Regions from separate parts of the Homo sapiens genome. Here region 1 is linked to region 2. Evidence: chromatin contacts called from ENCODE Hi-C or POLR2A ChIA-PET data. All regions are on one chromosome and are shown on one strand. The core of a region is the stretch at or near the end of the contact, and the rest is flanking DNA. Distances in the headings are between cores, read along the strand shown. Region 1 overlaps LOC105369572 (a long non-coding RNA gene). Region 2 overlaps ARHGAP32 (Rho GTPase activating protein 32).

Region 1 (4,391 bases), core at 1,704-4,203, 200 kb before region 2:
ACTGCGTCTATCACTCAGTAGTTGTGTGACCTAGGACAAGCTATTTAACTGGCCTAGCCTTCAGTTTCCTCATCTGTAAGACAGACATAATCACAGCTACCCTATCAAGGTAATTCGAGGATGAAATAGGGGTTGCGGGGAGGCATGCAAGAGCTTAGCAAAGACCTAGTACTTAGTGAATACACAACACCTGTGATCTTAAAACAACTAGGGCACTGAATGAATTGAGACGAAAGAAAGGCAATAGGAGTAACTACCCGGACTGCTCCAACATGGTTTCTGGTGGATTTATTTCCCTGCTGGACTTTATTCCCTGGAATATACATTTCAATTCCTCACACACATTTAATGAATAGGTACTTAATTAGGATTAGACACTGCACTCATTGGAACCACTGGGTCTTTTTGTTTTGTTTGCTCGTTTGTTTTTTGAGACAGGGTCTCACTCTGCTGCCTAGGCTGGAGCACAGTGGCTAATCGCAGGTGTGATCATGGCGCACTGGGCTCAAGGGATCCTGCTGCCTCAGCCTCCTGAGTAGCTGGGATTACAGGTGTGTACCACCATGCCCAGCTCTCTGGGTCTTTCAATCAGAGATCACAAAAGAAAGTTTAGATGGAAGCTGGACACTAGGAGAGAGACACAAAAGGTGTAGGTAGAGCTATGGTGTCTGCTCGGACTCTTTCTTAGTAAATGTGGGGCCTTTGGGAATCAGTTTCTGTTCCTTTTTTGGAAGAGGAATTATGGAGCAGAGAGAATACAGAGCCAATAGAAATGGATCTGTCTTAGTTCATTTATGCTACTATAACAAAATACCTGAGACTGGGTAGTTTACAAACAACAGAAACTTATTTCTCACAGTATGGAAGGCTGGGTGGTGAAAGATCAAGGTGCCAGCAGGCCCAGTGTCTTGGTCTCTGCTGGTCCTCATACGGTGGGAAGGCAGAAGGGCAAAAAGGGCTAGTTCCCTCCAGCCCTTTAATAAGGAATGAATCCAGTCCATGAGGTCAGAGCTGCCATGGCCTAATCACCTCCTCAAGGCCCCACCTCTCAATACTGTTGCATTAGGGATTGAGTTTTCACGTGAATTTTGGAGGGAACACAAACTTTCAAACCACAGCAGGGTCCGAAATGAGAAATCGGTAATAGGAAAATAAACAAGGAGAAGGGAGAAACAGAAGTATGCTACTCAGCCTAACCACCAGCTTCCTCTTGTGAGTATCCACCCTTGTCTGTTTCCTGGCTCTAGCATATGCATTGGACTAATCTCAGCAATATTTACAAAGCACTTACCTGGGCAAGGCAACGTCTAGGTATTGTGGAAAAGAACAGGATGATTCATTTTCTTTAGTAACACTTGCACAGAGCTCACTGTGTGCTAGGCACCTTTCTAAGGACCTTATAAATATTAACTAGGTTAATATTCAAAACAACTCAGTGAGATGGGTATTTTATTACCCCTAATTTACCAACGAGGAAACTGAAGTATGATCATAATAGCTACTTTTTAGTAAGTATCTAAAATGTGGGCAGGGCTTCAGTGGTTTTTTTTTTTTTTTTTTGAGACAGGGTCTCGCTCTGTCACCCAGGCTGGAGTGCAGTGGCGTGATCTCGGCTCACTGCAAGCTCCACCTCCCGGGTTCACGCCCTTCTCCTGCTTCAGCCTCCCGAGTAGCTGGGACTACAGGTGCCTGTCACCCACCTGGCTAATTTTTTTTGTATTTTTAGTAGAGACGGGGTTTCGCCGTGTTAGCCAGGATGGTCTCGATCTCCTGACCTCATGATCTGCCCGCCTCAGCCTCCCAAAGTGCTGGGATTACAGGCGTGAGCCACTGTGCCCAGCCTCAATGTTTCTTCAATGTAGTCCTCAGAGCCCTATAAAATAAGGTTAGTATTGCTTGTATTTTACAGAGGAAGAAACTGAAGCTCGTTAAGCTTAGGTGACTTGTTAACAGCCATGCAGACACTAAGCAGTGGAACTCCACTGCATCACACCAACTCCTGGATCTCCAAGTCACAGTCACTATCTTCAGGAAGCTGAGATGAGACATGGGATAACCACGCCTTATAGACAGATGCAAATGCCCAGCAAGAAGTTCCTAAGTCCTATCCTTCCTCCCCACTCCCATCGCCACAAGCGTCTGGGATTGAAGCTCCCCGTCTTGCTGTGGGTGGAACAGAATAATCAGACTTTCAGAAAAACTTACAGAAAAACTGAAGTGAGACCCCCACCCTCCAAACGTGGCCTCAGGCCTGGAGGTTTAAAGACAGACTCAGGTTTTATTCTGTTACTGCCACCTTCTTAACCCCTGCCCTCAGCTGCTCATGCCCCAGCCTTTCTCTGCCCTTACTCTTCCTTTATCTCCAAGTCTACGTGATTGAAAAATAATCATCCCTGGAAAGGAAAGAAAGGGGTCTCAATGAGACAAGAGAGGGAGGAGGTGAAGGGTGGCTGAGTAAGTGGGGAGGTGGAGGCCCCAGGGGGGAGCTCAGAGGCCTCATTCCCCCGGAAGCCCACCCTAGGCAGAGGGGCCATGGCTCAGGCTGTGCAGGGCAAACAGCAGCATGGCTTCCAGAACCTGTGCTGGGGATTTGCACTGGCAGGTGCCTTCTCCAGGGTCAGGAAATTCTGCAGCTCCAGGGCAAAGGGGATGGAAGCTGGGAAGAGCCTGTGAGTTGAATGCTGGTCCGACCTCTCCCCACTCTCTTCCCCTCAACACAGGAGCCAGAAGCCCAGTGTTGTGGCCCAAATTGCTTTGAAGTCCTGCCCTTTGTCCTCTTCTTCCTGAACAGATCCGTCTTCCTGGGGCAGGACATGCATTCCTCACACCATCCTTTTTGAAGGGGGTGAGGTAAACCTGGCCGAGCCGGTTAGTGCTGGGGTGGAGCCCAGCGACGGCCCTGATCCGGAGCCTCTGTTACCTGGGGCAGCAGAAGCGAATGAGAGGACAGCTGTAAATCATGTCTGGCCTGCTGATGACATTCTCCTCTCTCAGCTAAAGGACTGAGGATGGTCCAGCCCCTTGAGTGACTCTGGGCAGGGCTGCGAGAGGGAGCCCCCTAGCCAGTGCTTGGGGAGGAGGAATTCAGATCCTGGGAAAAACAGCAAGCAGCAGCAGGTGTGGAGTAAGCTGGGAGTGACCCATCTGGGACAACTGCCTAGAATAAACACTATTGTCTGCCACAGGCTTTTCTCTGCCAGCCTGGGCCTGCTGAGCTGACCGTGTTTGAAGGGCCAGTCGTGGGCTAAGCTAGGCAAGCTGAGATCAGTCCTGCAGGAACCTGAGGTCATCACAGGATGTGAAGACAGAGGGCAGGAGCTTGTGGGACCAGGAATGAGCGAGGAGATGGAAAGGAAGTCTCAAGGGAGTGAAGACCCAGGAGGAAGGCTGGAACAAGGCTGGGCAACATTCGTTCTTACCAAAGGCTAACTTCCTGGTGTCATCTTGGATGGTCCAGTTTAAAAGAACAAGACCTGACCAGATACTGCAGAGCCTCTCTCCAGACATCGGGGCTGGCTTCAGTCACACCCACTCTCTTCCACTGTCTTAGCCCCTGGGATGCACACGTTCATGCAGCCACCCCTGCTCCATCTGTCCCTGTGACCCTCTGATTTTCACCCACCTCCTGGTGCTATTCTTCTCTATCACAGGAAACTTGCATCCTTCTATTATTATCTTCACTGTTCAGAAACCCAACAAAATTTTAACCACATGAAAATCCACATTATACCCTCATTCTACCCAAAGTGATGTAATTCACCTTGTCCTTCGGAGATGGGGGGAGACTTACAACCTCATTCTCTCGTCTACCTTTAGACACTGAGCTTTAGGAAACTGTTACCTGGAGGAAAGGCCCATTGTGGAGGGTACCGTGGTGACCCAAAAACAGCCCTGGAGGAAACATGCCATCCAGAGCAGGCTAGGACCCACTGATGGGTGTCCTGGGAAAATGGCCCCACTCCACTCCCCACCCTGGGACCTCTGTGAGGTATTTTAATTCAGGAATGATTAGCACAGATCTCTAGCAAAGCTCTTTCTTGACCACAGCCAGAGTTAGGTAAGAATGCAGCCACAGGGAAGAAGGGAGCAGCAGGCAGAGTCTCTGGCAGCCACCAAATTGAAGCTCTTACTTCTTCTCCTCCAATCGTCTCTCGTGGAACCTAGGCCATCTATTTTCATTTGGGAACAAAGAAAGCAAAAGAAAGGAGGGGGAGGGAGAGGGGAAGGGGGAAGGGGAAGGGAAACGAAGGGGAGGGGGTGGGGGAGGGGGAAGGGGAAGGGGAAGAGGAAGGGGAAAGAGAGGGGGAGGGGAAGGAAAGGAAGGCAGGGAGGGGAGGGGAAGGGGAGGGAAAGGACCGGAAGGAAATTGGGGAAGAATAAAAAGGTGCAAG
Region 2 (4,186 bases), core at 1,090-3,589:
AATAGTTTGTGTAAATGGGAATTACCTGTTCTTTGAAGGGTTAGTAGAATTTTCCTGTTAAAACCTTTTGAAACTGGTTCCCAACTGGGGACTTAATCTTTGCCATCTTTACTTACCATTTCAACTTATGATTTGATTATTGCTCATTAGGTTCTTTTGTATCTCCTTAGATCAATTTTTATCATTTATATTTTCTTAAAAATTGTTCATTTAATTTAGCTTTTTAAATTCATGGGTTATAAGTTGTACACAAGATATTATTAAATCTTGGTCTTATCAAGGAACCAGCTTATGGTTTTACTGATCAACCAAATTTTTTTTTCTGTATTTTTCATACCATTAATTTCTAAGCATAAACTTTCCTTTTGTTTCTTGAATTGAAAGTTTAGTTTTTCTTATATTTTTTTTTCCAGAAAAGAGTTGAGAATAATGCGTATTGCCTACTAGGATTTGCCTCTCAAAAACTAGCTTCGTCATAAACCAACTTTGTCAAATATTAATATTACACAACATATACTACTTAATCTCTGCTTTAGAGAAATAGAATGCAACAGGTATTGTTAATGATTCATTTGTTTTTAGGTATTACTTTTTAGTAAGTGCATTTAAGTTTGGATATTTTCCTGTGAATAGTAGTTTGGCCAAATTCTACAGGTTTTGATTCATAAATGTCTTATGTTTAGTTTAGAGAAATTTAAATTTCACAAAAAAATAATTACTAGAAGGGGCTTTTTGTTTTAAGTAAAGCCACATGTAGTTTAAAATTCTGCAAATTTATTGTTACTGCACTTATTTTCCCTGTTGTATTATTCTGCAGTCCAAAAACAAAGGTTAATTCACATTTCACAAAATATTTTTCAGTAAGAAGCGGGGGGAATCTCTTGTAACACGCAAAGAAATGATGAGTTTGAGGCAGCGCTGTTCCTGCTGTGCTTTGTGTTGTACCGCCATCTAGTGTGTAGGGGGGGAAAAGGATATGTTTGATTTGTATTTTCTTTATCATCTGGTTATCTGAAGTTATCACTTGATGTGTTTCTTTTTATCCAATTTCATACAAAACATTAAGTTAAATTAACCTGAATGGTAGAGTTCAGGTTTTTGTATAAATAAGGAATAGGAAAAGTATGAATTTAATATCTGTGTCTCGAGCTTTCTATATGCAAGCTGCCTGCAAGGGACTTGAAAATGCTGTCATGGCTTTCTATCATTACATGCATTTCTGCCTTGATGCTGGGAAGGCGGAAAGAAGTAGTAAAGTTTGACCTGAGTGTAGGAATATTGAGGGGTAATAATGCAAACAATTTTAAAAGCCTGAAGTTTCATTTAAAAAGTAGTAATCAGAATTACAATAAAAATACAAGCCAATATTTATTGAATGTTTTGTCTGAGCCAGGCATTATATCAAATACTGTTTCCACATTGTCTCAATTACGCTCCACAACAATTTCAGGTACAGAAATTTAGGTAAAAAGAGTTTAAGAACTTACTCAAGTTCTTAAACCGTTTTGTGGACTGTATTTGAATCAAGGCGGCCTGACACTAGAGCCATTCTGCATGTTCTTTTGTATTGCTAGAAAAGAATAGACTGACTCAACTAATACTTTAACAAAAAGGAGTAAATGATGGTTCTAGAGTATCTCGCATCTTTAATGTAGTTGAAGGTTAAAAAGTATGATACATAATACTGCAGTGTAACCTTAAGTAATTTCCATTGTGATCTTAAGTAAATTCTTAATGTCTCTGGTCGTCAGTTTCCTCATTTGTAAAATAGAAACAAATATATCTATTCTAACTATATCATAAAGTATTATGGGAATTAAATGACATAATAATTGTGCAGTACATTTTAAAGGGCTTTAGAGAAAGGCAGAAGTTCTAGGGAAGCACTTAGGTAAAGTCAAATAATCATCTTTAAAATGTGGGAAGTCATACTTGTCCTGATGACCCAAGGACAGTGTTGTCAGGATTGAGGCAGTGGATACTGACTTCACCTGAGTACTTCCTATCAGTTAAGCCTTCATCATTAATAAAAATAAATTAATGAAAAGGTTATCTCTCCCCATTTTGTTAAGACACTTGCAGTTTGAAAAATTAACTTGTACATATTTTCAGTTTAAAAAAATCTTATACAGAAGTACTGTTACTACATGTGTAATCATTTGAAATAAAACCCATGCTAATTTTATTCTCACCCTGGCCACAAAGTTTAGTTTTCCTCAAAAGAAATAAAAATCTTAGCCTTACTTTTCTGCATGTTCTGCAGTATACTCCCTCTTATACAAGGAAATCATTGTCCTTTCAGGAGAGAATTTGAAATGAAATGTTCAGATAGTGAGTCATCAGTTCCACTGTCATCTAAGTACTGGATTTTCACTGTATCTCGTTTGAGATTATTCAGTCCAAGAATTAGATGTGTAAAAGTGGTTGGACTGTGAAAAAATATATCTATAGTGGAGTCAGCCATAATTTACAGGCAGTTTACTTATAGTATTGTTGAGTCTGAAACTGTGAAGAGTCTGAGATGTTTTCCTACTAGTAAGCTAACAAGTTGGCTTCCCACAACTACAGACACACTACACACATTCTCACTCTCTCTTTCTCTGTCTCTCTGTAGCCTCCCTTTCCCCCAGCAGAAACATCAAGTCTCTGGACCAGAAATTAAGCCCTTGTTTACTTGAAAAGTAACTTATGTTGGTTCCCTAGGCCCTGGTTCTCCATAAAGTGATATGGTGACAACCAGAGATATCCTGTGTTTACAAGTGGGATTTGGTACCACAAGAGAACTCTGCACTTATGAAACTTGAAGCTTATACAGGATAGCTGGCATTCCTGCCCATTCTCCTTTCTCGAGATGGAGAGAGAGAGAGACCTTTGCTCTGAAATGTAAACAAAATCTCTGGGAAAAAGAAGCAAGGATCTGTATTTCACAAACACTCTGGAATGTAAACATGGCTTGGGGGAGAGAGAAAACTTTTATCTCTAGAGGGCTCCATCTTTAGGGTTACTGGGTTAAGTTCAGTCCCTTAGCCCAGGTGCCAGTGCTCTTTGCTTAGAAAGCCCTGACCATGCTGAAATGTGAAAATATGTATGAAGCAGTTTCCTGACAAGTATATGTTCTTGAGTGAGCATCAGTAAGATGAGGGCTGTGATTCTGCTGTCGTGTTATTTGGTCTCATTTTCCATGTATTCTTCATATGATGGGCATCACAGTGAACTGATGGTGATTCTAGTGTTTAAAGATGAGCACATCGGTTACTTTATCAGATACTCAGCTGAGAAAACAGTGCTCTATTCCCATTCTGGGAAGAAAAACTCTTAGGTCTGTTAAGATGCTTGTAGGTCTCTAGCTTTTTCCTGGTAAATCTGAAGGGTAATTTTGCCTTTTATTGATTTTCGCCTTATGTGCTGGAATTAGAACTTATTTCACTTATTAACCATGTAAGATGTAATTCTGCTGTAGAATTATTCTTCCTCTTGGCGTCCTGAACTCAGTAGTTTTAAAGTAGTATTTTCAGTGTCAAATATTAGGAGGTTGAAGGTAGGGTGGGTGGACCACATAATATTATACAACAGAAATCATTTTTTTGTGTCTCCACGTCTGCTACACAGGCTGTGAGGTGAAAGAAAACTTGTTTACAAACCCCATAGGTATGACACATGAAATTGCAGCCATTATAGAACTACAAAAGATGAATAAAAGAAAAGAACTCTTTCCGTGTTCCATTTGCAATCCGTTGATTAGGCTTTGGTGAATGGTTTCTTCTGTGGGTGGGTGGTATATTTTTACCCTGCTCTATGCTACTGATTTCCATTCTCCATATGGAGAAAGAACTTTTCTGAACATTTGAAGACTTGCTGAATAGAGTTGTATTTTTAAAGATCCTAACAACACTAATTGTAATTGGTTTCCATGGTGATAGAAAAGTGAACTCAATACAGGAAAAATAACTCCAAAGATAGATTTGGAAGAAATTTAGAAATGTGGGATTTGGAAATCCTGTTTGCCATTTCTAATAGATGAAGGACTGAAATATTATTAAATTGAGAAGTGAAAATTATTTAAATCACTGAGTTGCTGTCATAAATTTCTACAGGCAAATATAGTTCAGTCCTTCATAGTGTATAGTCTTTGTACATGTAGTTCAGGTACTGCATAAAATACATTAATATTCAGACATGTATAGGG

What was found. Hi-C counts contacts between places; a loop is a spot of excess contacts on that map. ChIA-PET counts read pairs that join two places held with the same protein, here RNA polymerase II (POLR2A).
Region 1: a loop to region 2 is called in a map of Caco-2, with 6 times the contacts of the local background. The contact joins two enhancer-like sites. A Hi-C loop is called at or near these places in 18 of 168 maps with a recorded cell type or tissue (Caco-2, Calu3, GM23248 and 11 more) and 4 of 37 single-sample maps with no recorded cell type. POLR2A ChIA-PET finds 5 or more read pairs at or near these places in 4 of 52 experiments (OCI-LY7, PC-3, Panc1 and 1 more).

What each region holds. Positions count from the first base shown.
Region 1 is chr11:129,314,638-129,319,028 of GRCh38, reverse strand. The region is part of intron 2 of LOC105369572 (a long non-coding RNA gene); the gene reads left to right. Among named protein-coding and RNA genes, the nearest start is that of BARX2, 59 kb to the left of the region's middle. RefSeq lists a silencer at 2,941-3,235 and an enhancer at 2,844-3,349. Within about 2 kb of position 2,953, at least 9 of the 41 ENCODE cell types and tissues checked have a DNase peak (open chromatin) inside an H3K27ac peak, as active enhancers do; they include PC-3, where a contact is called at or near this core.
Region 2 is chr11:129,114,549-129,118,734 of GRCh38, reverse strand. All of the region lies in intron 5 of ARHGAP32 (Rho GTPase activating protein 32), which reads left to right. Among named protein-coding and RNA genes, the nearest start is that of ARHGAP32, 76 kb to the left of the region's middle. Within about 2 kb of position 2,339, at least 2 of the 41 ENCODE cell types and tissues checked have a DNase peak (open chromatin) inside an H3K27ac peak, as active enhancers do; they include PC-3, where a contact is called at or near this core.